Regions from separate parts of the Homo sapiens genome. Here regions 1, 2, 3, 5 and 6 are each linked to region 4. Evidence: chromatin contacts called from ENCODE Hi-C or POLR2A ChIA-PET data. All regions are on one chromosome and are shown on one strand. Each heading gives the region's core, a stretch centred on a gene start or an enhancer-like site at or near the end of the contact. The rest is flanking DNA. Distances are from core to core; before and after follow the strand shown. Region 1 holds the start of MARK2 (microtubule affinity regulating kinase 2). Region 2 holds the start of ATL3 (atlastin GTPase 3). Region 3 holds the start of LRRC10B (leucine rich repeat containing 10B). Region 4 holds the start of TUT1 (terminal uridylyl transferase 1, U6 snRNA-specific). Region 5 holds the start of CYB561A3 (cytochrome b561 family member A3). Region 6 holds the start of GPR137 (G protein-coupled receptor 137).

Region 1 (3,626 bases), core at 783-3,282, 1.2 Mb before region 4:
AGTAAGAGGGAAACATAAAGGATGGAAGGAGGGGAAAGAAGGCAAAAAGCACAGCAGCCCCGGGGCAGAAGCACTTCTTTTTCAAGTCAAGTTTTTTTGGCCTAGTAAAGTTCTCCACCAAGAAAGGTATGACAGGCAGGGGACTCTGCACAGAGCAGTCAGCAAAGGACGCTAGAGATGGTGAAAGAAAGGGGAGGTGTGGAAAGTGGACGTCTCTGGGATCAAAAGTGAGATGACACAGAAAGGCTAAGACTTGGGTGAAAAACATAGCAGTGACTGCCAGGATGAGGGGGACCGTGTAGAGTCGTGAGGCTGAGGTGTAGCTCAAGAAACTAGCATGCAAAACACCTGGACTTCCTGGGCATTACAGAGACTTAGCCAATAGGAACAGAATGGATCCAAGCACGGTGTGGGGATACACAGGACATGAAGAAGGCAGGAGACTAATGCGGAGATGAAAGGCAACGCTGATTAAAAGGCACAGTAAGGAAGATGGGGTGAGGGTGGAGAAACAGGAAGGCAACAAGCAAGAAAGAAAATACTCTAAGTGCCAGGCACGGGAGTGAAGACACAGAAAGTCATCATGGTTTGTGTTCCAGCGTACGAAGACAGAAAGGCAAAAACTGTGATGCAGCGAGGTCTGGGAAAGGACTGAGCAACAGGTTGTGTTAATACGGTGGGGCCAAGTGTCTTTGGGTTGGGAGAAAGAGCCCAGTAGAAGGCTGGTAGAACACTCACAGAGAGAAACAAGAGGCCCAGGGACCTAAAAGCCAAACCCGAGGGGAAGAGAACAAGAGGGATCCAAAGACTCTGAAGGGAGTGATGATTGGAACCCCAAACGCAACCTGTGGGAAAACTATGCGCATGACAGCTGTGGGGAAACACGGAAGCGACAAATGCCAGCGCCAGGATCCAGGGAGCTCCTGGAGCAAAGAAGGGAAAGTGATGAGCAAAGAGTAGGCGAAGGATTTGGAAAGGTGATGAGGGTGGAGCTGGTGGGTTGCAAGCAAGAGGGAGAGCACAATTTGGAAAACGAAGAAGCAGGGTAGAAAAAGCTGGGGGAACTGCAAGGGGCCAGGGATCGAGAGCGCAGTCCAGGGCAAGGACCCTGAGGGTGATAACCCAGAGACTGGCAGAACCGGTGCGGGCGGAGGGGAAGCGAGGCAGGAGAGACGAAGGGAGAGGTGGACAACGATCTGTGGCAAATCGCGGGGTGCTGCTATTCGAGGAGCGGGAGGGTGGCTGCTTTAAGCGTGGGTGGAGGAAGACCAGAAAGGCCCCTGAGAGAAAAAGGGAAGAGAAAGGGAAGCTGGGGAGGTGACACGGAAGAGCGCAGGAGGGCGGTGAGGGGAGACGGGGGTTGGCAGAAAGACAAGTGTGCAGCTTGGAGTCAGGACGAGGTGGGTCCCAGGTCAGGACTCGGAAGCGGGATGTGCGGAGCCGGAGCCAGGAGCCGGATGACAGGGCAGCCGAGGCTTGCAGGATGGCAGCAGGGGCACGAGGAGAGCAGAAGAGGGAGGAGGCTCCGCAAGGTGCAAAGGGCCCAGCCAGAGAATTCGGGGAGCCCTCGGGGCTCCTTACCTGCTCCGTGTCCCTCTCGTTCAGCGTGGGTAGGGGGGTCCGAGCGCTGGACATGGCGCCGGTATCTCGGGGGAGGGAACCGAGAAGCTTGGAGGAAGGGAGGGAAGGGAAGGCGCGGAGCCCGGCCGGGCGGGGCTTCTCACAGCAGGAGCACCCGCCGCATGGGCCCCGGCCGGGGGTGCGGGGAGGCCGGGCAGCCGCTCACGCCAGCCCGGGGATGCGCCGCTCGGGCTAGGCCGCGCCGGCTCCGAGCGGCTCCGGACCGCACCCCCCCGACCCCCGGCTGGGCTGTGCCGCCTTTCGGCCGGGCCGCGCCGCTCCGCCTACTCTCTGCCGCCGCAGCCGGCCGCCTGCCTCGCTCCTCCCCTGCCCTCAGCGGCACTGCTCCGCGCCCGGCACACAGGCAGCCGCCGCCGGACCTGCTGCTCCCAACATGGCCGCCACCACCGCCGGCCCTCGGCTCTTTTCGCCGGCAGCAGCCGGAAACATCCGAAGCGGCTAGAAACGGGAGGTGGGGCGCGCCTTCTCCTCCCGGCCACAGACTACGGGTGAATTCCGGAAACAGCCGAAGAAGGTAAACCCCGGGGACGCGCTCTCCTCCTCGATTCCGAAGACGAAGCTTCGGCTCTGTTTACGGAAATCCACGAAGCGACCCCGGGTGCCTACCCCCCGCCCCCGTCCACGGCCATCCAGCCACGCCCACCGGCCTTTCCCCGCCCACTTCAAGGGGGCTTTCGGCAGTTTCCGGAAATACCCGAAGCTGCTCCGCGTGCTGAGCCGGCCACGCCCCCTCCCACAGCCCTGCCGAGGGCGGTCGTCGGCCATTTCCGGCAACACCCGAGGCCCTCCGAGCACCCGGTCGTTTCCCCGGGTGGCTCTCGGAGTCTGATTCGCTTCGTGTCTTTCCGTCAGTTTTCGGGCATTTTCAAACCTTGAACAGGAAGCGTGGGTCACCTGTCTGTGCTTGTGATTTGACTAAATACAAAACAAGATTGTTAGCCGTCCCTGTGATTGGCATCCTCTGGTTCTATAGCAGCTTCCTGTCTGCATTTCTGTCCATCTGTCGGTCAGCTCATAAAATTCATCTTCTTTTTATCATCTAGCCTATCAATATACCTGTCAAATGCAGCATCAGTCTATTGCCTGTCTGCCACCGTCTATCTTGGCTTCTGTGGATTCATCCGTGCATTCCCGCATCTAGTCCGCAGGGCTCGGCAAGGCCCCAGGCAGGCCCAGGGCAGCGTCCTCTGCACCGGATGCGGGAGCGTCCAGGGCCCTGCATTTCAGCCCCAGCTCTGCCAAGTGCCAATGCTGCGTGATCTTGGAAAAATCACATAACATCACTGAGTTTAGGCTCCTCTTTCCTTTGCCTTTGCTCCTGCGTTGACATTCAAAATGACATTTCTGAATTCCAGTTACCTTTTAAAATGCCTCTGCAAGATAAGGCATTTAAAGTTTCTTTTCTTTCCTCCTCTGGGCCTCATTTTCCCCATCAGTAAAGTGAAGCCATTGGATTCATGAACTCGGAGGTCCTTCTCAGCTTTGGAGAGCCCTTGACTAACAGGAAGTCTGTATGGCAACTGCAGTCCATTCCTCACTTCCCCTTACACTGCGTTACCAAGGACAGGGAGTATCCTGGGCTGATTTCCCCAGCGCCAAGCTGTCCTCACCCATAGTACCTGGAACACGTTGGAACCACACCCTCCCATCAGTGGCTTAAGGTGGGCAGGAGGCAGAGGCCCCGCAGGAGTCAGAAACCAGACTCAGGCAACAGGTTCCCAAAGGTACAGGAGCAGAGAGGCTCCAGGAGTTATTGGGAAAACTGCTGATTGGACCCCTGCTACTTGACCTCCAACTCCCAGCTACAGCATCTTGAGCCAGCCTTCATCCCATCAATCAGAGAAATAGGCATCTGAGCAGATGTAATTACCAGGGTATGAAAGTACTTCCTAAGGCAACAGGTATCACTACACTCTTAGTAAATCCTGGGACTTCAGCACTGCTCCCCATGCCCCATACCAGCTCTATTCAGGCACCCAACCGTT
Region 2 (4,187 bases), core at 860-3,359, 1.1 Mb before region 4:
ACCCCAAAGCCAGTAGTCTGTCCACTCAAATATGTCTACATGTCACCTACTTCTGGAAAACCTCAAGGGAAGCTCAACCTCTGATCATAGCACATAACTCAATTCAGAGTGAGATAGCTGAAGGCAGGCTGTAACCAGTATTGTCAATATTTGGCACTTTCAATGTCCAGTGTTTTGATGACCCTGGATATTTGAGAAGGAAATAACACAAAACATGTTTCTCATTTACAGGGGTTGCTTTCTAAGTTGTGACTAATCCTTAAGTCCACCTATAATTTGTACTGTTTTGTTCCAAATGCCAAAAGCTTCTACAAGGGCTACAATGCTGATGTGCTAACATTGACCTTGATACCTTGATGATGTAATATTGAGACATATATCAGTATTTGCTGGTCACTTCCTGAGAAGTTGGATTTCAGTGAATCTCTGGGGAGCCCTTAAAATAAACTAGGGTATTTTGTTCAATAGTAAAAGTTAGGTATTTAATATTAAAGGAACCAGAAAGTGAGTGAGCAGTGTTAGATGTAACATATATCTTCTTCATCCATTAATTCAATAGATATTTGAGTCTCTATTATCTGCCAGCAGTATTTAGGGACTGGGGATATACAAGTAAACAAAACAGACAAAAATTCCTATCTGTTTGGAACTTACATTCAGTGGGAAGAGACAAACACAATGAAAGGTAAAACATAAGTCAGATAGTAGCAGGAAGTCTTTTTTTTTTTTTTTTTTTTTGAGATGGAGTCTTGCTCTTTCTCCCAGGCTGGAGTGCAGTGGTGCCATCTCCACTCAATGCAACCTCTCCTGCCTCAGCCTCCCGAGTAGCTGGGATTACAGGCGCCTGCCACCACGCCTGGTTAATTTTTTGTATTTTTAGAAGAGATGGGGTTTCACCATGTTAGCCTGGCTGGTCTTGAACTCCCGACCTCAGGTGATCCAACCACCTCAGCCTCCCAAAGTGCTGGGATTACAGGCGTGAGCCACCGCGCCTGGCCAAGTGGTATGAAGTCTTTTGGAGAAAAGTAATGCAGGGAAAAGGAGCAGAGAATGCTGGGATGTGCGTGCAAGTTTTTTTTTTTTTTTTTTGATGGAGTTTTGCTCCTGTTGCCTACGCTGGTGTGCAATGGTGCGATCTCGGCTCACTGCAACCTCCGCCTCCTGGGTTCAAGCGATTCTCCTGTTCAGCCTCTGGACTAGCTGGGATTACAAGCGTGCGCCACTACGCCTGGCTAATTTCGTATTTTTAGTAGAGACGGGGATTCTCCATGTTGGTCAGGCTGGTCTCGAACGCCCACGACCTCAGGTGATCCACCCGCCTCGGCCTCCCAAAGTGCTGGGATTACAGGCGTGAGGCACGGCGCCCGGCCTGGACTTCTTACATTAGCTATCAGAGCGGTGATGGTGCGCATCAGCCATGGCCAGGGACAGGAATATAGGGAGATGATAATAAAGGTGGTAATGAAGTCACGGCCACCTGCCCTTATGAAGTCAAAATCATTAAAGACCCAGTGACGTTCATGCCATCCAGGGTTGAGGCCTCTCTTCTGCCCACCTGTGGTCCCAGGCCTAGTTAAACACCAAAGCTGTCTCTCACACTGGTGGTTCCAGGATAAAGCCTCGGCCTGGGGCCTGGTCTGCACGTTAGGCGCCGGCCGCAGCTCGCAGGAGGACCCGAGCCAGCCCGCCCCTTCCCGCACAGCCTGCTGGGAGTTGTAGTTCAGTCGTCGGAGAACCACGCCAAGCCCCGCCCCAGATGAGTGCGCAGTATGAGGACCGCTGGCCGGGACCCAGTGAGCGCGGGACTACAATTCCCAAAGGACGGTAGCACTCAGCGCCCCGCCAACAGGTACCCGGCGGCTCGCTTCGCGCACACGCGGCAGGCGGTGGCGGGATTCTGCCGCGTGCGCTTTCCCGCCCCGCCTCGCCTAGCCTCGTCCTGCGCTCGCCACGCCTCGGGCTGTCCGTTGGGCCACGCAGACCGCGCTGCGCTCGCTCCGTCGCGGCTCCGCGTGCCCCACCTTCTGGCTAGTTTTTTCTAGAGCCCAGGCTCCGCCCGTTTCCCGCTTCCAGGGCCCGGTTCGTTCCCGCCCGCACCCGTCCCTCTCCTCTGCACCCCTGCTGCTTCTGCTTTGAAGGCGGAGGCTCCATGTTGTCCCCTCAGCGAGTGGCAGCAGCTGCCTCAAGAGGAGCAGGTGAGGCGCCGATTTTCCCTGGATCGCCCCGCGGCCACCCCCGCCGCCTTCCCTGCTGTAGTTCTGAAAAGAACCCCCGCCCGCGCCGCCGCCCTTCCTCGTCCCGGGGCTGGGACCGCGCGTCCCTCGCCGGGGTCACTCGGTTTCCGAATTTGTGGTGGGGGGGCCCCTCTTCGGGCCCAGCTGGTCCAGCGAGGGCGGCACCTTCCTTACTTTTCGGCCGGGGGCGGCCGCCGTCAGGGCTCGGGCCCTGGTGCCGCCGGGGGCTCCTCCAGCTCCTCCCCTGGGCTGCAGCTGCCCCTGGGCGGCCCAAGGGCCGGTGGTCCCCGTGGGCGGCGTCCGGAGCTTCGGCCCCGCCGAGCCCCGCCCTGGGCAGAGCCGGGCGCCCCAGGGCGCTGCCCCTCCGTGCCCGGGCACTCAGCGCCCTCTCTGGTCGGAGAATCGGGGCCTGGATGGAGCGGGAAGGTGAATGCTGGTTTATTTGGCCTTTCTGGAAGTGCTGGAAGGCTGCGAAGTGTCTTGGAAGCTTTATTTTTATCCTAACGACCTTGAGGCACTGACCACAAGTATTAGGAAAGTTGGTTTTCAACCCATACTTAACGCTGTAAAGAATTGGTCTAAATTGGTTTTTCGTAAGTTAGTGCTTTTGGCACAGTACGTTGTTCTTTTGCTTTCCCGAAGACATGAAACATAGTGAAAGTATTAAAAACCAAATAAGGAGTCACCGTGTATTCACGGATCTGATTTAGTCTGTCATTTTACTTGGCTTTATTCTAGTGTAATGTGTGTGCTGTTGAAATGACCGTTTCACTTGCGAAATCGAAGAGCAAAAAGGAAAAGAACAGTGAAGAATTTTTAAATGAGTCTCAGTTCTCAAATTCAAATACGAAGCAATGGAACGTTTTGTCAGTCTTAGAATAACGGACCAAAAATGTACGATTTCACATATTGGCTTACTTTTGGAGATTTAAGAAGCATAACCTACGGAGTACTAATCCCTGTCAAGAATTTAGCATTGCAACATAGGTACTGAAATTCAAATTAGTGCTTTTTTTTTTCCATTCCCACAGAGATTAGCTTGTACTCCAGAAATTCCTGTTGCCGCTCTAACACCTGTAAACACTTGGCTGAGAAGGATCTCAGTATTGCAGTAGTCCAGCACATTGTTTTATTATTATTTTTTGAGACGGAGTTTTGCTCTGGTCACCCAGGCTGGAGTGCAATGGCGCGATCTCGGCTGATTGCAACCTCCGCTTCCTGGGTTCAAGCAATTCTTCTGCCTCATCCTCCCGGGTAGCTGGGATTACAGGCGCTCTCCACCATGCGCGGCTATTTTTTTTTGAGACGGAGTTTCGTTTTTGCTACCTAAACTGGAGTACAGTGGCGCAGTCTCGGCTCACTGCACCCTCCGCCTCCTGGGTTCAAATGATTCTCCTGCGTCAGCCTCCCGAGTAGCTGGGATTATAGACATCCGCCACCAGGCCCAGCTAATTTTTTGTATTTTTAGTAGAAACGGGGTTTCACCACGTTGGCCAGGCTGGTCTCGAACTCCTGACCTCAGGTGAACCACCCTCCTCTCCTCGGCCTCCCAAGTACTGGGATTACAGGCGTGAGCCATCGTGCCCGGCCCATTATTGTATTAGCTACAGTTTACTACCTCATTGTAGTAGAATTCATGAAATAGAAGTAACGGGATAGATGTGGTGTTGTGTACTAGCTTAATTTTCTTTTTCTTTTCTTTTTTTTTCTTCTGGTGAGAAGGAGTCTTGCTCTCTCGCCCAGGGTGGAGTGCAATGGCGCGATCTCTGCTCACTGCAACCTCCGCCTCCCAGGTTCAAGCGATTCTCCTGCCGCAGCCTCCCAGGTAGCTGGGATTACAGGCGCCCTCCACCGCGCCTGGGTAATTTTTGTATTTTTAGTAGAGACGGGGTTTCACCATGTTTGCCAGGCTGATCTTGAACTCCTGACCTCAGGTGATCCTCCTAGCTCGGC
Region 3 (4,037 bases), core at 26-2,525, 1.1 Mb after region 4:
AGCCCTGCCTGTGCCCGGCAACTCGCCAAAAGTAGCCGTTCCATTGACCTAAGTAGGGACCCACCAGTCCCGCAGGCCTAACCAGCCAAAGCTTCCTAGAGCCCCTCCTCTCAGAGTGGCTGAAGCCCATCAGCCAGAACATAGGCTCAGGTGCCCAGTCCTGGAGCGGCTTCCAGGGCGCGGAAGCTGCCCCCGGGGGCGCCCAGAGCCCGGGAACCAGCGCCGCCTATGAGCAGGTCTTCCTCCTCCTCATCCTCAAAGGCCCGCGCTGGGCGCCGGGGCGGAGGCCGGGGCGTGGGCTCGTCGCGCTCCGCCATGCGCTCGACGGCGCCCTCGCCCACGAGGAACACGGTGTCCGCGACGCGCGGGGGCCCGGTGACGGGGTTGTGGTCGTAGGAGAAGACGCGCAGCGCGCGCAGCGGGTGCAGGTCGGGGAAGCCGCCCAGGCGGTTGCGGTCGAGGTCGAGGATGTGCAGGCGGCCCATGCGCAGCAGCGCGGGCGGGAACTCCTCGAAGCGGTTGCCGTAGAGCCAGAGGCCGCGCAAGCCCGTCATGCGCGGCAGCTCGGCCGGCAGCGCGCGCAGCCGGTTGTCGCCCATCTGGAGCGACTGCAGCGCCACCAGGCGCAGCAGCGGCCGCGGGAAGCGCCGCAAGAAGTTGCCCTCGATCCAGAGGCAGCGCAGGCTCTGCAACTGCGCGAAGTCGGCGGGCAGCGCCAGCAGCCGGTTGCCGCCCAGATAGAGGCGCGTGAGGCGCGGCAGGCGGCACAGGCCGTCAGGCAGTCGCTCGAGCTTGTTGAAGTCCAGCGCCAGGATGCGCAGCTCGCGCAGCTCCTCGATCTCCTCCGGCAGCTCGCGCAGCCCCGTGCCGCTCACATACAGCTTCTGCAGGCGGCTCAGCGCGCACACTGCGCTGGGCAGCCGCCGCAACCGCCGCCCGCTCAGCTCCAGCTGCTGGTCGCCGCTGCGCAGCTGCTCCTCTGCGTCCGACGGCAGCTCATCCGGCGTGGACTCGGCGATGCCCATGGTCACGGGCCCCGGCCGGGGCCGCCGCCACTGCCACCGCCAGGCATCGCCCCGCCCCGGCCGCCCCCCAGCCGCCCCGACGGTGCCGGAGCCGCGCCGGCCCCCGGGCCCCCCGCCCCGGCCTTCCCCCGCGCCGGGAGGGGGGCCGTGCGGGGCCGGGAGGAGGCACCCACTTGGGGCACCGCCGCCGCGCGCCGCGCTCCACCGCCCGCCCTCGGGCCTCCCCCGTTGCCTCCGCCGGAGGCCGACTGGCTAGGGTTCGCGCTGACTCGCAGCTTAGCGACCCGTCGCCCTGGCAACCCCGACGCGCGTGCGGCTGCCAATGAGGCGGAGGGAGGGCGGGGCGGGGCGGGGCCAAGGCGCCACCCTAGTGGGGTCCCAGCGCCGGAGCCCGCCCCCTACCTGCCCATCCAGCCCACCGCGGAGCAAGCACAAGCCGAGAGATTCCCCGCCCCGGCCAAGCCTGGCACTGAGACCCGACGCCCGACGCTGTTTGGTGTGCGGTTGTGTGCGCCCCAGAGCCGCGGGTCCAAGAAGGCGAAGGAAACGCTGGCGGTGGATCAAAGACTCTGGACTAGAGGCTCACAAGGAGGGGCTGAGGGGCGCGGTCACTGCGAGCCATTCACGTCCAGCGGCGTGCGGCCGGCCTACCTGCTGGGATCACTTCAGTGTAGTAACTCGAAACAGTGTTACTGTCCGGCCCTTTTCACATCTGCTGGTTTTACCGGGCCCCAGGGCTTGGCTCCGCCCCGCCTAATTGCCCTACAGCTTCCTCATTGCTACACTCACACCCCTCTCTCCTGCCAGGATCCCTCCACCGACGCTCAAAGTCTGTGTGTGGCTGCGGTGGACAGAGGACTGGGACACGTGAACGCCTTTGAGCCACCAATCATGGCCACTCTCATTCCATGACTCTTCTTCCTTCGCCTGCTACCACCAGCAGCAGTTCCCCCCTGCCTTCTCCCCCCACCTCCCATCCGGAGCCCTCCTGCGGGAGCTCCTGGCAGAAAAGCACTGGCTGTCACTGGCTTCGAGCCCACGTGTGCCCAGCACTATGCTGAAAGCATTGCGTTGAGTCCTTGGCACAGCCTATGAGGTAGACACCCTCATCACCCCGATTTTAAAGATGGAGAAACTGAGGGTCAAAGAGACATGACTTGAGCTGGGTCAGTCTGAGCTGAGTGAAGTGCCCAAGGTCACCCAGCTGATGAGCAGCTGGATTCGAAGCCAGGTAGTGTGACTCCAGAGCCTGTGTTCCTAACCATAAACCATACCGATAGATGGAAACAAGGTTCACTCCACCTCCAGCAATGAATTTTCTCACAACAGAGCCTCTGATTCTCTGGACAAAGCTACAAAGACAGCACTATAATCCCACATGAAAGATGAGAGAAGTGGCCTCGCGGGGATTAGGCACCCTGCTTACGGTCACACAATGCATAGAGGTTGCAGCCCGGGAGCCAAATTTTCGGGCTCCAAGCCTCCTGCCTCCTGCCTTCTCTTGAACCCGGCTGGTGTGACCCATGTAACTGGCTGAGTGGACTGACTTCAGGAGAGCACGCTGCCCTTTGGCCCACCCCCATTGCCATCCCCACTGCAGGGGAAGGGGGATGGAAGACAGCCCAAGGGCAGAGAGCAGTTGCCAATGCAACGGGAGGAAGGGAACCATCCCCACTGGAAAGTAAGCTGCCCAGCCAGGGAGGTTTGGGCATCTCCTTCCCTGCTGGCACAGGCTCTAGAGCATACAGTAGACATTCCATGCAAATTTTTATTTATTTATTTATTTATTTATTTATTTATTTATTTATTTAGAGACAGAGTTTTGCTCTTGTTGCATAGGTTGGAGTGCAATGGCGTGATCTTGGCTCACTGCAACCTCCGCCTCGCCTCCTGGGTTCAAGCGATTCTCTTGCCTCAGCCTCCCAAGTAGCTGAGATTACAGGTGCCCACCACCACGCCCAGCTAATTTTTGTATTTTAGAAGAGACAGGGGTTCACCATGTTGGTCAGGCTGGTCTCGAACTCCTGATCTCAGGTGATCCACCTGCCTCAGCCTCCCAAAGTGCTGGAATTATAGGCATGAGCCACTGCGCCTTGCTGAAAAAAACTTAACAAAAAAAGTGGAGGCAAACATTGCATACAGTGAAATGCATAGATCGTAAGTGTCTTCTTGGATGCGTTTTGACAAATGTACACACCCCTGTCCCATTTCCATCAACCCAAGAGTTCTCTCAAGCCTCTTGCGGTCAATCCCCACCTCACAGAGGCAACTATGATCCTGACCTCTATCCTTATGGATCAGTTTTCCCTGTTCTTGAATTTCACACAAATGAAATTATTCAGCACATGCTTTTTTTCAGATAATATATATTTGTTGGATACATGAATGAAAGGACAGAGCAATAGCAATTCTAATATGGCAAGAGGTGTTAGGGGGCGGACAGATGATGGGGGGACACAGAGGCAGATGTTGCTCTGAGCCACGAACCAGCCATGCACCCCCATCCTGGGAGAGACTGGCAAAACGAAAGCAGGAATCCAGGCCAAGGTAGAGGACCCAGGTGGAACCCAGACACCAGACCTAGGGTATAGGAGTCTCAGCCCCAACCGGAGGGGCTTCAGGCTCCTCCCAGATGTCACTTAAGTTCCAATCCAGCTCTCTCCCTTCTACTCATTCGGGAGGACTTCTTGGAAGAGGTAAGTCTCTCAGAGACCAGAAAGGTAGGGAATACCCAGCCAGGCTAATGGGATGAGGATGAGTCCCTCCCCCCACCCCCAAGCAGTTTGAGGGAACATTGGCTGTGGAGGAGGAGGCTCAGCAGCCCAGCCTCGCCACATGCTCAGGCTGGCACCCAGCGCCAGGCTGCCCTCTTGGGCTCCATCAGCACAGGCAGCACCACATGAGCCCACATGAGCCTCTCCACCCCGGCACCAGCCTGGCAGAGCTTCCTGGGGCCGAGAGCATGGAGGACCAGCCCTCTTCTTTCTCAGAGTCTTTTTCTTGCTCTCGGCA
Region 4 (4,005 bases), core at 682-3,181:
TTTTTTTTTTTTTTCCTAATTGGGGGTTTCTCTTTCTGTCCGGTGTCCGGACTTTCCTAATTGGAGTTTGAGGCCCCTAAGCTGGCATCAACCCCAGGCCACGCTCGCTCTTTCCTTCCCTCCCCTCCCCCTCTGCCTTTTGTACGCCAGTTCTCAGAAATAAAGATCTTTTGTCCGTTTTTTTAACCTCGGATTCTGTAATTGGTTCTTATAGTAACAAATAAAAAGCTGTTTTCTTCAGCTTCTCCTGGCTCAGCTGTTCTTTGCCATGGGTGTGTGTTGTGTGTGTGTTGGGGGTGTCTTTGAGAGGGAAAATAAAGGACAAAGGACAACAAAGGAGGTACAGATGGTTCTTGCCCTGGGAACAGCTTTATGAGATAGGCAGCCTGGACCCAGGCGGCTTGCTCCAGCTAGGCTTCTTGTGGGACCCAAACTGCTCCCCAGCTCCCAGTGGTGCTGGAGCTCAAGAACCATCTTGGCCCAGATTCATTCAAAGGAGTTGAGATGAGCTTTCTGGATGACTGGTGGCCTCCATAGGAAAGGGGAATGGGGGTGTTTCTTCCTCTGTTTCCCACCTCTTACTCCCCTCTCCCTTTTGTTTAAGGAATTCTGGAAGTTGCTAGCAGCCAGGGTAACATGTATACCCCCTTGGGGGTGGTGGTGGGGTTATAGGAGGATCCCCTCACCTAGCTGTGTGGTGTATTTGGCAGACGAGAATTCTACCACTGAACCACCCTAGCACCTCTGGGTGTATGTGTACAGCCTGCTGCTTCAGGATCCTCAAGGCCAGTCTCGATGATATCCCGATCCACTGTAGCACTGTTTCCTGCCTTAAAGGTTTGGGACACTGAGATTAGATGCCTGAGCTGGGCCCATTAGAAGGAACACCTTAGGATAGAGAACAAGAAGTTCAGCCTGCTGTGTGCTCCTTGGGCACTTCCTTTAGAGATGGGAAACGGCCTCAACAGTTGTGACTTGTTCAAGGTCAAAGACCTTGGTGTCTGCCTTAGGTCCACTGCTCTTTGCGCCATTCAAAGCTGTGGGCTGATAACCACAGCACAAGCTGCTGAGCCCATCTGATAGTTCTCTCCACCTCGTTATGGTCCCTGTCCCTAGGGCATCCCCAGCTCCCCGTAGTCCCTCCCTGTCCTGAGCCTACACCTCGGCGGCGTTGGGATGAACTGACAATTATACCAGGAGGGGGTTGACAGCATTCGCCCCCTCCAGTGTCTAAACTCAGTTACTGGCACTCGGTTTTGTCTTGTCGCACTGCTCTGAGGTGCGCCAGTAGCTCTGGCGCCTCCGGCGTACACCACGCAGCCCACTACTGCGGAAGGAATGGGCCTGGCTCCAGGACCTCGTGGAGTCCGGAAGGTGCCCGGTGGTGGCAGAGCTCCCCAACCAGGGCTAGAAGCCGTCGCAGAACACCCGTTTTGCGGGAGGACAGGGGGCGGAGGGAGGGAGTAACAGCCCTGAAAAGGTTGGAAGTCCAGGGACAGCCCTGGGCTCCGTGGGGCAAAGAATTGGAAGCCGCCGATCCTCCGCCTTTATTCGTCGGGTAAATAAGGGTCGAGGGTACAGACGCACGGGTGTCTACTGCGGGGTGAAGGAGCTGCCGCAAGATGCCACCCGGCGCCGGCCTTTGTGGCTGCTGTCATGAATATTCACGATGCTTTGGGCCAATCAACGTCTGAACAGCTTAAAGCACACCAATCGGCTTACCGCATGCAGATAAGCATCGTAACGCGCCGCTTTTCCTGAAACGGGCGGGGACTGGACAGCGGCTAGAAACGGAACCCAGAGTCGAAGGAGCTTGGTTTCCGGAGGAGTGTGTCCGCGCAATTGAACGACTTTATGTCACTTCCTATCGGATCGGCGGAAGTTGCTTCCGAGCGCGTTGAGCTTTGGCGAAGTGGGTTCCGGTGGTGGCAGAGGTGCTTGTGTTTTTGTCGGTACAGGAGAGTCGCTATGGCGGCGGTGGATTCGGATGTCGAATCGCTGCCGCGTGGGGGGTTCCGCTGCTGCCTCTGCCACGTTACTACAGCCAACCGTAAGCGGTGGCTAGTGAGGGACCCGGGGGTGGTTGCGGGCTTTCGTCTTTTGATCCTGGCGAAAGTTAGGGTTATAGGTAGTCAGTCGTTCTTGTCAAGTTGATTGGTAGGGTCTCTCACCTCCGTTTTTCTCTGCAAGTCCGAGGGGATTTGGAGAGTCGGGAAAGTTCCACCACATTACACTCCTCAGTATATGAAATCTCCACAACGCAAGTTTAATTGTTTTATTACTTCTTTAACCATCATCTATTGGACATATGCTCTGTGCCTGGTATTCTGCTGATCTTTAGGGTGGGGGAGGGGGGTTCAGAGATGAAGGAGCTCACCGTCTAGAGAATGAGAAAGTTTCAATGCTTTATAGATATGTTCGGAGAACTGTGGGACCACAGAGAATTAGTAACTAAATCAGAGAAGCCCTACAGAGGACCTACTCAAAGGAGGGGATGGATGAAATAGGTGTGGCATGAATGACTAGACCATAAGGTACCAGTGAGGAAGAGACAGAAGATGGGTTTGGAAAAATAGACAAGGTTCTTGTATGACACACAAGGGGTTCACTGTAACTTCAAATTCCACTTTTTTTTTTTTTTTGAGACAAGGTCTTGCTCTGTCACCCAGGCTGCAGTGCGGTGGTGTGATCTTGGCTCACTGCAGCCTCAACCTCCCGGGCTCAAACCATACCCCTGGCTAGCCTCCCAAGTAGTTGAGTCTACAGGTGTGCACCACCATACTTGGCTAATTTCTTTTTTCTTTTTTTTTTTTTTTTGAGACAGAGTCTCACTCTGTCACCCAGGCTGGAGTGCAGTGGCACGATCTTGGCTCACTGCAAGCTCCACCTCCTGGGTTCACCCCATTCTCCTGCCTCAGCCTCCCGTGTAGCCGGGACTACAGGCACCCGCCACCACGCCCGGCTAATTTTTTGTATTTTTTAGTAGAGACGAGGTTTCACCATGTTAGTCAGGATGGTCTCGATCTCCTGACCTCGTGACCCGCCCGCCTCGGCCTCCCAAAGTGCCGGGATTACAGGCCTGAGCCACCGCGCCCGGCCTACTTGGCAAATTTTTTAGTTTTTTGTAGAGATGGGTTTTCACCATGTTGCCTAGGCTGGTCTCCAATTCCTGGCCTCAAGCGATCTTCCCATCTTGGCCTCCCAAAGTGCTGGGATTACAGGCGTGAGCCAATGTGCCCAGCCCTACTTTTGAAGTCTGGAATCACAGTGTTCCCTAAACAGGGTTTACTTCCATTCTTCCTTTTCACTGTGAATGGCACTATCACTGTTCATCCAGTAAGCCAAGCCAGAAACCTAGGAGTCTTCTTTGGCCCCACATTTACTTTGGTGACATCAAGCAGCTAACTCAATAAAATAATAGCAACGGTTAGTTTTTCAACATTTACCGTGTACCAGACTCTCTCTGCCAAGTGATATATCTGAATAATACCTGTGTGTGAGGTGCTAGATACTGATATTTCCATTTTATATCTGAGGAAGTTGATGCACAGTGAGGCTTCATAACTTGACCAAGGTCTCACACAGGTTGACAGAGCTGGGATTTGAACTTGGGCAATGTAATTTCAGATCCTGCCTTTGACATCACTATATTATACCATGTCCAAAGATGATCCACAAAGTATTCCATGATCCAAATTTTTTTAGTTCTTGTGTAGATGACCTGGATAAGTTACCTGTTAATTTGTTTCCAACTCTACCTAGCACAAATAGGTGGTTTAAGAAATACTTTACTATCACACTGTTCTTTAAGTAAAAATAAACAAAATACTTGTAGTGTAGCCAGTTCTCCTGGGAACCCTCGTCTCTACTAAAAATACAAAAATTAGCCGGGTGTGGTGACACACGCCTGTAGTCCCACCTACTCACGAGGCTGAGGCAGGAGAATTTCTTGAACCTGGGAGGCAGACGTTGCAGTGAGTGGAGACTGCGCCACTGAACTCCAGC
Region 5 (3,855 bases), core at 722-3,221, 1.2 Mb after region 4:
ATGAGAAATTTGAGGCCAAGAGAGGTAAAATAATTTGTCCAAGGTCACGTCGTTAGTAAGTGGCAGAGCTAGTATTCAGATGCAGGCTGCACGGGTCCACAGTCTGTGCTCTTAACTACTGGACTAAGCTGTCTCTTACATAATTGATAGACTAGTATTTAACTAGGCAGGAAAAATGCCAGCAAAGAAGTGTGAAGTGCCCTAGGCAGAAAAAGCAGAGAGGAAACAGGGGTCTCCTGGAAAGCTTTATCTTTAGGGTTATGGTTGCAACACAGTGGCAGTTGTTTCTTTTCATCTATTCCAAGACCCACAAGTTGCTCTGGGGGTGTCCTATGACCCGCTGCTGTGCCAAATCTATAAAGAAATTTCAAAATGCTCTGGAGTGTTAGCGATTAAATTAGCATCGGTAAAATGTTTTGCAATTTATAAGCTCTTTTCATATTTCTAACCTTACGTAATCCTACAACCATCTTGAGAAGTAGCCATTACAATGTATATTATCCCCATTTTACACAGAGGCTCCGGAAGGTTAAGGCACCTCCTCCACCTCAGCTGGTGAAGTCCCACCTTATTGGACATATGTTCGCGGTTTCCTCATTCATTAAATTTTAGAGAGAGAGAGAGTGTCTCGCTCTGTCGCCAGGCTGGAGTGCAGTGGCATGATCTTGGCTCACTGCAACCTCCGCCTCTCGGGTTCAAGCGATTCTCCTGCCTCAGCCTCCCAAGTAGCTGGGACTACAGGTGCGTGCCACCACGCCTGGCTAATTTTTTGTATTTTTAGTAGAGACGGGGTTTCACCATGTTAGCCAGGATGGTCTCGATCTCCTGACCTCGTGATCCTCCCGCCTCGGCCTCCCAAAGTGCTGGGATTACAGGCGTGAGCCACTGCGCCCGGCCGCATTAAATAACACTGATAGCTACTACCTAGGTACTCACACCACGATAAACTTGTCAACCAAGATCGTTTCCTTTAATCCTCCCTACAAGTCTGCAAGGTGGGAATTATTCCTATTCTACAGGAAAGGACACAGAAGTCAGAGCTCAAGGCATTCCTCCAGGTCTCAAGTCAGCAGAACCCGGCTTCATAACTGTGACGCCAAACCCGTGCTCTTAACCACTACTCATAGGCCACCATCCAGGGCTGTTTTGAGGATCCGTTATGCAGAAACGCCCATGCCTGTCTCTACGTACGACGATCCCCTCCAGTTTAGGGCAGTGGAGACTCACAAGCTCATGAAGCTCTTTAATTCGTCCACCGCTACCTGCCGCCTTCCCTTTGTACCTAGGGCAGTATTCCTCACGCTTCCCAATCCACTTAAAAACGAGGCTTCCTTGGCAAACAACAACAAAGCATAAAACCCAAGCCCAAAACAACAGCACCAAAAATTCTGACTTCTGGTCACTTAACCCACTCCTCGTCAATCACTCTCACCTCCAAACTCCAACGTCGGTTGTCATGCGGACATCGTCCCGGCTTCCGGAAGCCGGCTTTAAATTCCGGAAGTAAATGGAGGAGGCGGGCCCCGTCTGCGCCGTGCGGCCTGCTAGTCCCCGGCTTTCTCTTCCCGCTCTATGGCCAGTCTGGCCGCCATGTTGGAGCTTTCGCTGTTCGGGGCCCGGCCTGCTCCGGGCCCTCCCAGCGTCGCCGCTAGCTGACTTAGGGCTCCCGCCCACACTGCGCACGGCCTTGCTGAGGGCCGGCTCGTAGTGGGAGGCTTCGCGTTCACCTGAACATTTCCGCCTCCTCTGGATGGGGGATGAGAGGCGGGGCTGATGCATCGCAGCAGTCCTGGACCCTGACTTCGGACTTGGAGAAGAAACGCCGAGGAGGAACGGGAGTTAGGGGGTTAGCAGCTTGGCGCGCTGGGAGCCGGCCACCCCTGGTCTCCGGACTTCACTTCCCAGGAGGCCTCGCGCGCGACTGGAAGTGCTGCGAGCCTATAAGAAGGCGAGGCGGCACCCGCCGCTCTGCTCTGGGGCGGCATTGCCAGCCGGCTGTAGGCATTCAGGGCAGTGTCTTCTGCATCTCCTAGGAACCTCGGGAGCGGCAGCTCCGGCGCCTGGTAGCGAGAGGCGGGTTCCGGAGATCCCGGCCTCACTTCGTCCCACTGTGGTTAGGGGTGAGAAGGATCCCGGGGCTGGGAGTTCAGGGACCTGGGTTCGAATGCTGGTTCCGCTGCTATCTCGCTTCGCACTGTCGCGATCCCCTTGCTCGGCCTCAATTTTCTCTTTTAGAAAGTGGGCACCTTTCTCCGCGCTCTTCCTTCCAACGCGGTGGTTATAAAGGCACGAAAGCTCTTCAGAGGACGCAGAAAGCACCTGGAGCTCCTCACCCCAATTTTCACCCATTGTTAGCTGGCACGAGCACCCAGCAGAGGAGTCAGGGATCACCCCTCGGGTGCCTGGAACGGTTCTTTGGACACCTGAGCCGGACCTAGGCACAGCCTGAAGTCGGGGTCTATAATTATTCCGGTGCTAAGGGGTAACTTGTTCACCTACCTCCTTGGCAGGAATATTGAGCCCTTCACTCCTCATGTTCCGACTTTAACAGAAGCTACCTTTGAGAATAAGGAATCCTCAGAGCTGAGAGGGAGTGGACCCGAATTCCTGTACCAGCTCGGCCACTTACCTTGGCTAAGTCATTTTCTTGTTTTGGGCCCCAGTGTCACAGTGTTTTTGATTTGTAAGATGAGGGTTTAGGGCTTGTATCCTAAATCTGGTCCTCAAGATTCTTGAAGTCCCCCAGTCCATCGGGGAGGGAGAGCAACAAACTGATTTTCTACCCCTTCATTTATTTGTAGTTCTAAATTATAAAAGTAACACTGCAAGAGTTTGGAGTAGAGCCTTTTTCTTTTTCTTTCTTTTTTTTTTTTCTGAGACAGAGTCTCACTCTGTCGCCCAGGCTGGAATGCAGTGGCACGATCTCGGCTCACTGCAACCTCCGCCTCCCGGGTTCAAGCGATTCCCCTGCCTCAGCCTCCCAAGTAGCTGGGATTACAGGCGCCCGCTACCGCGCCCGGCTAATTTTTGTATTTTTAGTAGAGACGGGGTTTCTCCATGTTGGTCAGGCTGGTCTCGAACTCCTGACCTCATGTGATCCGCCCGCCTCGGCTTCCCAAAGTGCTGGGATTACAGGCGTGAGCTACCGCGCCCAGCCTGCGTAGAGCCTTTTTCTAAGACTAAGGGCTGGATGGGAACTAGCATTTCTTACCCCTGGATGTGACCTGTTTTAGCTCAGCCGGGAGAATCCTTTTTCGCAAGAAGTTAATAATATCTTGTGACGTGAAAATTATGTGAAACTCAGACTTCAGTGTCCATAAATAAATATTACTGGAACACAGCCGTGGTGCTCATTTGTTAAGATGTTTATGTGGCTGCTCTTGCATGGGCAGAGTTGATGACATAGTTGTGACAGACCATGTGCTCTACAAAGCCTAGAATATTTACTACCTGGACCTTTACAGAAGAGCTTGCTGACTGCTCCCTTAGAATGGGGCTCTGCAAAGTGAGCACACCCTGGGATCACAGCCCAGCCTGCCCTTAGAACAAATGAGAGGATATTTTCAAGCATTTGCATTGCAGTTTTCACGGTTTTTTTGTTTTGTTTTGTTTTTGAGACAGAGTCTAGCTCTGTCGCCCAGGCTAGAGTGCAGTGGTGCGATCTCGGCTCACTTCAGCCTTCTCCTGGGCTCAAGCCATCCTCCCACCTCAGCCTCCTGAGTAGCTGAGACTACAGGTGGATGCCATCACGCCCAGCTAATTTTTTTTTTTTTTTAAGAGATGAGGGCTCACTGTTGCTCAGGCTGGTCTGGAACTCCTGGGTATTTATTTATAGACAGAGTCTATCTCTGTTGC
Region 6 (3,747 bases), core at 1,248-3,747, 1.7 Mb before region 4:
TCCGCCTGTGGGAAGGCAGGGGCTGGTGCCAGTCTGCAGTCACGCCAAAGGGGTAGTGGGACAGGGCCCAGGCCAGCTGGGGCCAAGGTGCCACGGCTACTAAGGAGGTGGCAGACATGCGTATGCCCACCTGGTCAGACACATTGTACCAGTCGTAATCGAAGGTGTCCAGCCGGCTCTGGGGGGCCAAGGCCAGTGCTGTCAGGTTGTAGCAGGCCCGGCTGGCATAGAGCAGGACCATGGCGCCACCCATCGCGGCCGCCTGGCACACACTGGTCCCCTGGCACAGGTAACAACAGAGGACCCTCAGGGAGAGAAGGCTCCCAGCTTCCTCTACACCCTGAGAACCGCTGCCGAGAGACCCAAAAGACACCTGGGCATCAGTGCTGCAGCCCTACCTTGGCCTCCAGGTAGATGCTAGTGGAGGGCGCCCGCCTGGCGACGAGGCAGAGGCAGGCAGCAAGAGACAGCGCGCAGATGACGAACAGGGAGTCGCTCACCAGGACGCGGACAAGCAGCAGGGCCCAGGGCTGTGCCCGGCGCCGATGGGAGAGCACAGCACACAGCACGTTCACCAGCAGAAAGAGCAGCGAGGCCCCCACAAAGGCCCCTCGGACAGCGAGCCTGCAGCCACAGCACAGTCAGCGCGGGCCCTCAACAGCCCTCAGCACTCACCACCTGCCCCACCTCCTGCAGGAAACCCCAATGTCGACAAAACTCAGGGCATCCAGTCTGAGCCCTGTTCCTCCACTCTTACAGATGGAGAAACTGAGGCCCAAAAAGGTCAGAAGGTGACTGACAGCCATGGTACTTCGGAAGGTGCACCAACTGGAGTCAGAAGTCTCTGTCTGAGCCCCAGCTCTGCGACCTTGATCCTGCTGTCTTACCTGGCTGGGCCTCAGTTTCTTCATCTCTCAAGGGAGGATAGTAGCCTCTCAGGGAAATTGTACAAATAAAAGATGGCTGGGAAAGCTCTTTATAAACCGTAAGACACTGTACAAATGACGAGGGCATTGCGGCCCCAGGTCACCCAGGAGTGCATATGGCTTTGGTGCTTCCATGGGCTGGAGCCTCCAGCTCGCCCTCCATGGTGGATGACACTGGGGCCCTCTCCCTCACACTACCACAAGCATTCCTATTCCTGTGCCTTGCAGATCTGCAAGGCCTCTGCTGAGCCATCTGCGCCAGGTGCTTTAACTTTTCCAAGATCTTCCACAGACATTCCCTGGGTTGCCTTTGTCTCAGCCCTGAGAGGTGGGAAGGGATCTACATGGGACTGTCACCTGCCCCTGACCTGGAGGCTGAGCCCACCAGTGTCCCGAGTACTTACAAGCCTCGGCTCATCTCCGGCCGACGCTTCACCTTGGCCTTGAACACCACCTAGGAGCAGAGATGCCCTTCACTCCTGTGGGTCCTTGAGGCTTGCCACCTCCCGCCCCCCACCCGGGACCACAGTTGGTTACCTGGGCAAAGTAGAGGTTCATAAGCGTCAAGGTGAAGAACTGCAGGCAGACGGGGCAGCAGTAGAGAAGCCAGAAGGGCAAGGGCCCCAGGCGGTTGGCGCGGGGAGTATCTCGGAAGTAGAAGGAGAAGAGGGTGGTACGCAAGGCGGCCCAGAGCAGACAGAGGGCCAGGAACACCGTCTGATAGCTGAGACGCTTGTGCCCATACAGAAGCACCAGCCAGAGCTGGGCATAGACGGAGAAGAAGAGCAGGGCATACAGGGTGGTGTAGGCAGCTGTCAGCCCCAGGGTCACAGCAGGTGGCAGCGCAGGCACCAGCCCGGCAGCAGGCACCAGGCCAGACAGGTTACTCTCCATGTCAGGGAGGGAGGCCTGAATCCCGGAGACAGACAAGGAGGGACTGTCGGCGGGACCAGGGAAATAAATACGGAGGGGTGGGAATTGCAGGGTGCAGAGAGGGAGATGGGGCGCTCAGGAGGAAAGAAGTTGTGGCTGACAGGCCCCTCCTCCTCAACAGAGAGACCCTTGCCCTTGGGGAACACAGGCAGCCTGGGCCCCAGGCCCCTCACTCAGGGGCATGGAAGGGCAGTCTCTTTTCTCCAGGACAGACCGGATAGGGGTTGGGGGTGTCTCCTCCCTGGGCCTACCCCAGAGCCAAGGATGGGGGGATGCAGAGGCCCAAGGAGAGGACTCCCTGGCCTCGGTCGTTCATGTCGTCCTGGGTGGAGGGGGAGAGCCGGCTGATACCCGTCGGGTCAGGGCAGCGGCCGCTGCGAGGGGCGCCCAATGCCCCGCTCTCCCCCTCCCCAAGCTGGGGGAGGCTCTCTCTCCTCCAATAATGCGGATGGGGAGGGCCTCTGCCTCCTGTCCTCGTAATTCTCGAAAGCTGCCCCCGCCCCACCCTCCCCCACCGCGTCCACGCTCCAGCCTCAAGGGGAGGGAGGAGGCGGACGCCAGGTCCTCAGGCCGCTGATGGGAGAGCCGGCTCAGGTCGTGGGGACCCGGGGCTCCGGCTCCCCGGCTCCCGCTGCTCCGCCCCCCTCCCCCTCCGCGCCTGCGCGGGCGCCGTTCGCTACGCAAATTGCGCAGCGGCCCGGCTGGCTCCGCAGTCCAGCGCCGCACCCGGCGTGAAACCGTACGAGAATTGGCGCGAGCTGCGCCGCTGGCGGGCGCCCGGGGTTACGGGAGGCGGCAGGAGGGCGGCCGAGTTGCGGGGGCCGTGCCGCATCCAGGGGGTCCCCGGGTGGGCCGTGCCCCGTGCCGCCCGCCTTTACTTGTATGGGGGTCCGCCAGTTCCCACGCTCCTCTCTCCTATACCCAAATCGGGGTCGTGCCGCCCGGCCGGGGGCGGCAACGGATTCCCGTCCCTCGGTCTCTGAAGAAAACTTCCGCCCATAGCCAAGATGGCCCCCGGGCCCCGCCCCCGGGCCTGAACCCGCGGAGCCCCGAATCCCCCGCGCGGGCCCGCCCCTCGCCCCGGCGCGCCCGCGGCCCTGCTCACCTGGCCGGCCGCCTGCCAGGCGTGAAGCCCCCACGGGCCCTACGGTCCTCCCTCACCGGGTCCCCGGCCCTCCTCCCGCGCCCGGGCAGCCATCCCAGCCAGGGAGGAGGTTCCTTTCCTTATCTCCAGTGCCCCCGAGATGGCGCGGGAGGTGTCCCCCGAGGCGGGCGGCGCGAAGCTTCCGCGCCTGGGAGGAGGAGCGGGGAGCGGGACTTTCCGACCGGGCACCCAGTCCAGGCGGAGCGGTAACAATAGCAACAATAATCACATCCGACGGCTGAGCTTCAGTTGTGGCTGTGCCAAGCGCCTTCGCCCGCAGTAATCACTCCCTTCACAAAGTTTTCACTGGCTCCCGGGGGAGCTGTCACTATCCCCACTTCACTGGGGGGAAACTAAGGCCCAGAGGGGCTGAAGGACTTGTTGGCAGAAGTGGGTCTCCAGGTTCCAAATGGGGACCCCAGAGAATCCCTCTCCTGCTCCCACACACGCCCAAGGTGTGAGGCAGCGAGGATGTGAGCCCCGGGGCCGAAGGAGGGAGGAAAAAGGATGCGGACGAGGAGCCTTGGATCCGGCGGGGGGGCGGGGCCGGGCCGGGTTGACCCCGCCTCTGGACCTACCCGAGTGACGTTCCGAGAGGTGATTGGGCCAGGTCGCTGACAGTTCCCGTTGCCCAAGCAACTAGGGCCCGGAGCCCGGGGTGCTGGAGGGAGGCGGCAGGCCCGGGTCAGGGGCCTCGAGATCGGGCTTGGGGTGAGACCTGTGCGCCGTCACCACGGGCGGGGC

Evidence for each region. A loop is a pair of places that touch in the nucleus more often than their neighbours do. ChIA-PET counts read pairs that join two places held with the same protein, here RNA polymerase II (POLR2A). Pooled maps may share reads with other maps.
Region 1: a pooled map shows a loop between it and region 4 (6-fold over the local background). The contact joins the promoter of MARK2 here to the promoter of TUT1 in region 4. A Hi-C loop is called at or near these places in 1 of 168 maps with a recorded cell type or tissue (CD8-positive, alpha-beta T cell) and 7 of 50 pooled maps. POLR2A ChIA-PET finds 5 or more read pairs at or near these places in 1 of 52 experiments (CD4-positive, alpha-beta T cell).
Region 2: a pooled map shows a loop between it and region 4 (5-fold over the local background). The contact joins the promoter of ATL3 here to the promoter of TUT1 in region 4. A Hi-C loop is called at or near these places in 1 of 168 maps with a recorded cell type or tissue (CD8-positive, alpha-beta T cell) and 7 of 50 pooled maps. POLR2A ChIA-PET finds 5 or more read pairs at or near these places in 1 of 52 experiments (activated naive CD4-positive, alpha-beta T cell).
Region 3: a map of upper lobe of right lung shows a loop between it and region 4 (9-fold over the local background). The contact joins the promoter of LRRC10B here to the promoter of TUT1 in region 4. A Hi-C loop is called at or near these places in 1 of 168 maps with a recorded cell type or tissue (upper lobe of right lung). POLR2A ChIA-PET finds 5 or more read pairs at or near these places in 1 of 52 experiments (OCI-LY7).
Region 5: a pooled map shows a loop between it and region 4 (8-fold over the local background). The contact joins the promoter of CYB561A3 here to the promoter of TUT1 in region 4. A Hi-C loop is called at or near these places in 6 of 50 pooled maps. POLR2A ChIA-PET finds 5 or more read pairs at or near these places in 2 of 52 experiments (AG04450 and HEK293T).
Region 6: a pooled map shows a loop between it and region 4 (6-fold over the local background). The contact joins the promoter of GPR137 here to the promoter of TUT1 in region 4. A Hi-C loop is called at or near these places in 4 of 50 pooled maps. POLR2A ChIA-PET finds 5 or more read pairs at or near these places in 2 of 52 experiments (CD4-positive, alpha-beta memory T cell and HEK293T).

The regions. Positions count from the first base shown.
Region 1 is chr11:63,837,516-63,841,141 of GRCh38, reverse strand. It overlaps MARK2 (microtubule affinity regulating kinase 2), which reads right to left and starts at 2,032. Exons shown (of 19, transcript NM_001039469.3): 1 at 1,582-2,032. The coding sequence starts at 1,635. RefSeq lists a silencer at 1,698-1,937 and enhancers at 1,948-2,097, 2,358-3,346.
Region 2 is chr11:63,669,298-63,673,484 of GRCh38, reverse strand. It overlaps ATL3 (atlastin GTPase 3), which reads left to right and starts at 2,109. Exons shown (of 13, transcript NM_015459.5): 1 at 2,109-2,195. The coding sequence starts at 2,150. RefSeq lists enhancers at 1,593-1,702, 1,743-2,242, 2,243-2,744 and silencers at 1,793-1,912, 2,233-2,292, 2,323-2,582.
Region 3 is chr11:61,505,987-61,510,023 of GRCh38, reverse strand. LRRC10B (leucine rich repeat containing 10B) reads right to left here and starts at 1,275. Exons shown (of 1, transcript NM_001145077.2): 1 at 1-1,275. The coding sequence starts at 1,025. The coding sequence ends at 147. It overlaps MIR4488 (microRNA 4488), which reads right to left and starts at 1,428; the gene lies at 1,367-1,428. LOC105369329 (a long non-coding RNA gene) reads right to left here. Exons shown (of 3, transcript NR_188527.1): 3 at 3,375-4,037.
Region 4 is chr11:62,589,449-62,593,453 of GRCh38, reverse strand. It overlaps TUT1 (terminal uridylyl transferase 1, U6 snRNA-specific), which reads left to right and starts at 1,931. Exons shown (of 9, transcript NM_022830.3): 1 at 1,931-2,050. The coding sequence starts at 1,969. MTA2 (metastasis associated 1 family member 2) reads left to right here. Exons shown (of 18, transcript NM_004739.4): 18 at 1-240. RefSeq lists enhancers at 1,780-2,009, 1,426-2,121.
Region 5 is chr11:61,359,998-61,363,852 of GRCh38, reverse strand. CYB561A3 (cytochrome b561 family member A3) reads left to right here and starts at 1,971. Exons shown (of 7, transcript NM_153611.6): 1 at 1,971-2,120. TMEM138 (transmembrane protein 138) reads right to left here and starts at 1,479. Exons shown (of 5, transcript NM_016464.5): 1 at 1,433-1,479. RefSeq lists enhancers at 1,461-1,950, 1,361-2,082, 2,201-2,420.
Region 6 is chr11:64,284,598-64,288,344 of GRCh38, reverse strand. It overlaps GPR137 (G protein-coupled receptor 137), which reads right to left and starts at 2,497. Exons shown (of 7, transcript NM_001170880.2): 1 at 1,464-2,497; 2 at 1,331-1,380; 3 at 399-624; 4 at 131-280; 5 at 1-5. The coding sequence starts at 1,820. It overlaps BAD (BCL2 associated agonist of cell death), which reads left to right and starts at 3,680. Exons shown (of 4, transcript NM_032989.3): 1 at 3,680-3,714. RefSeq lists silencers at 2,421-3,160, 3,511-3,747.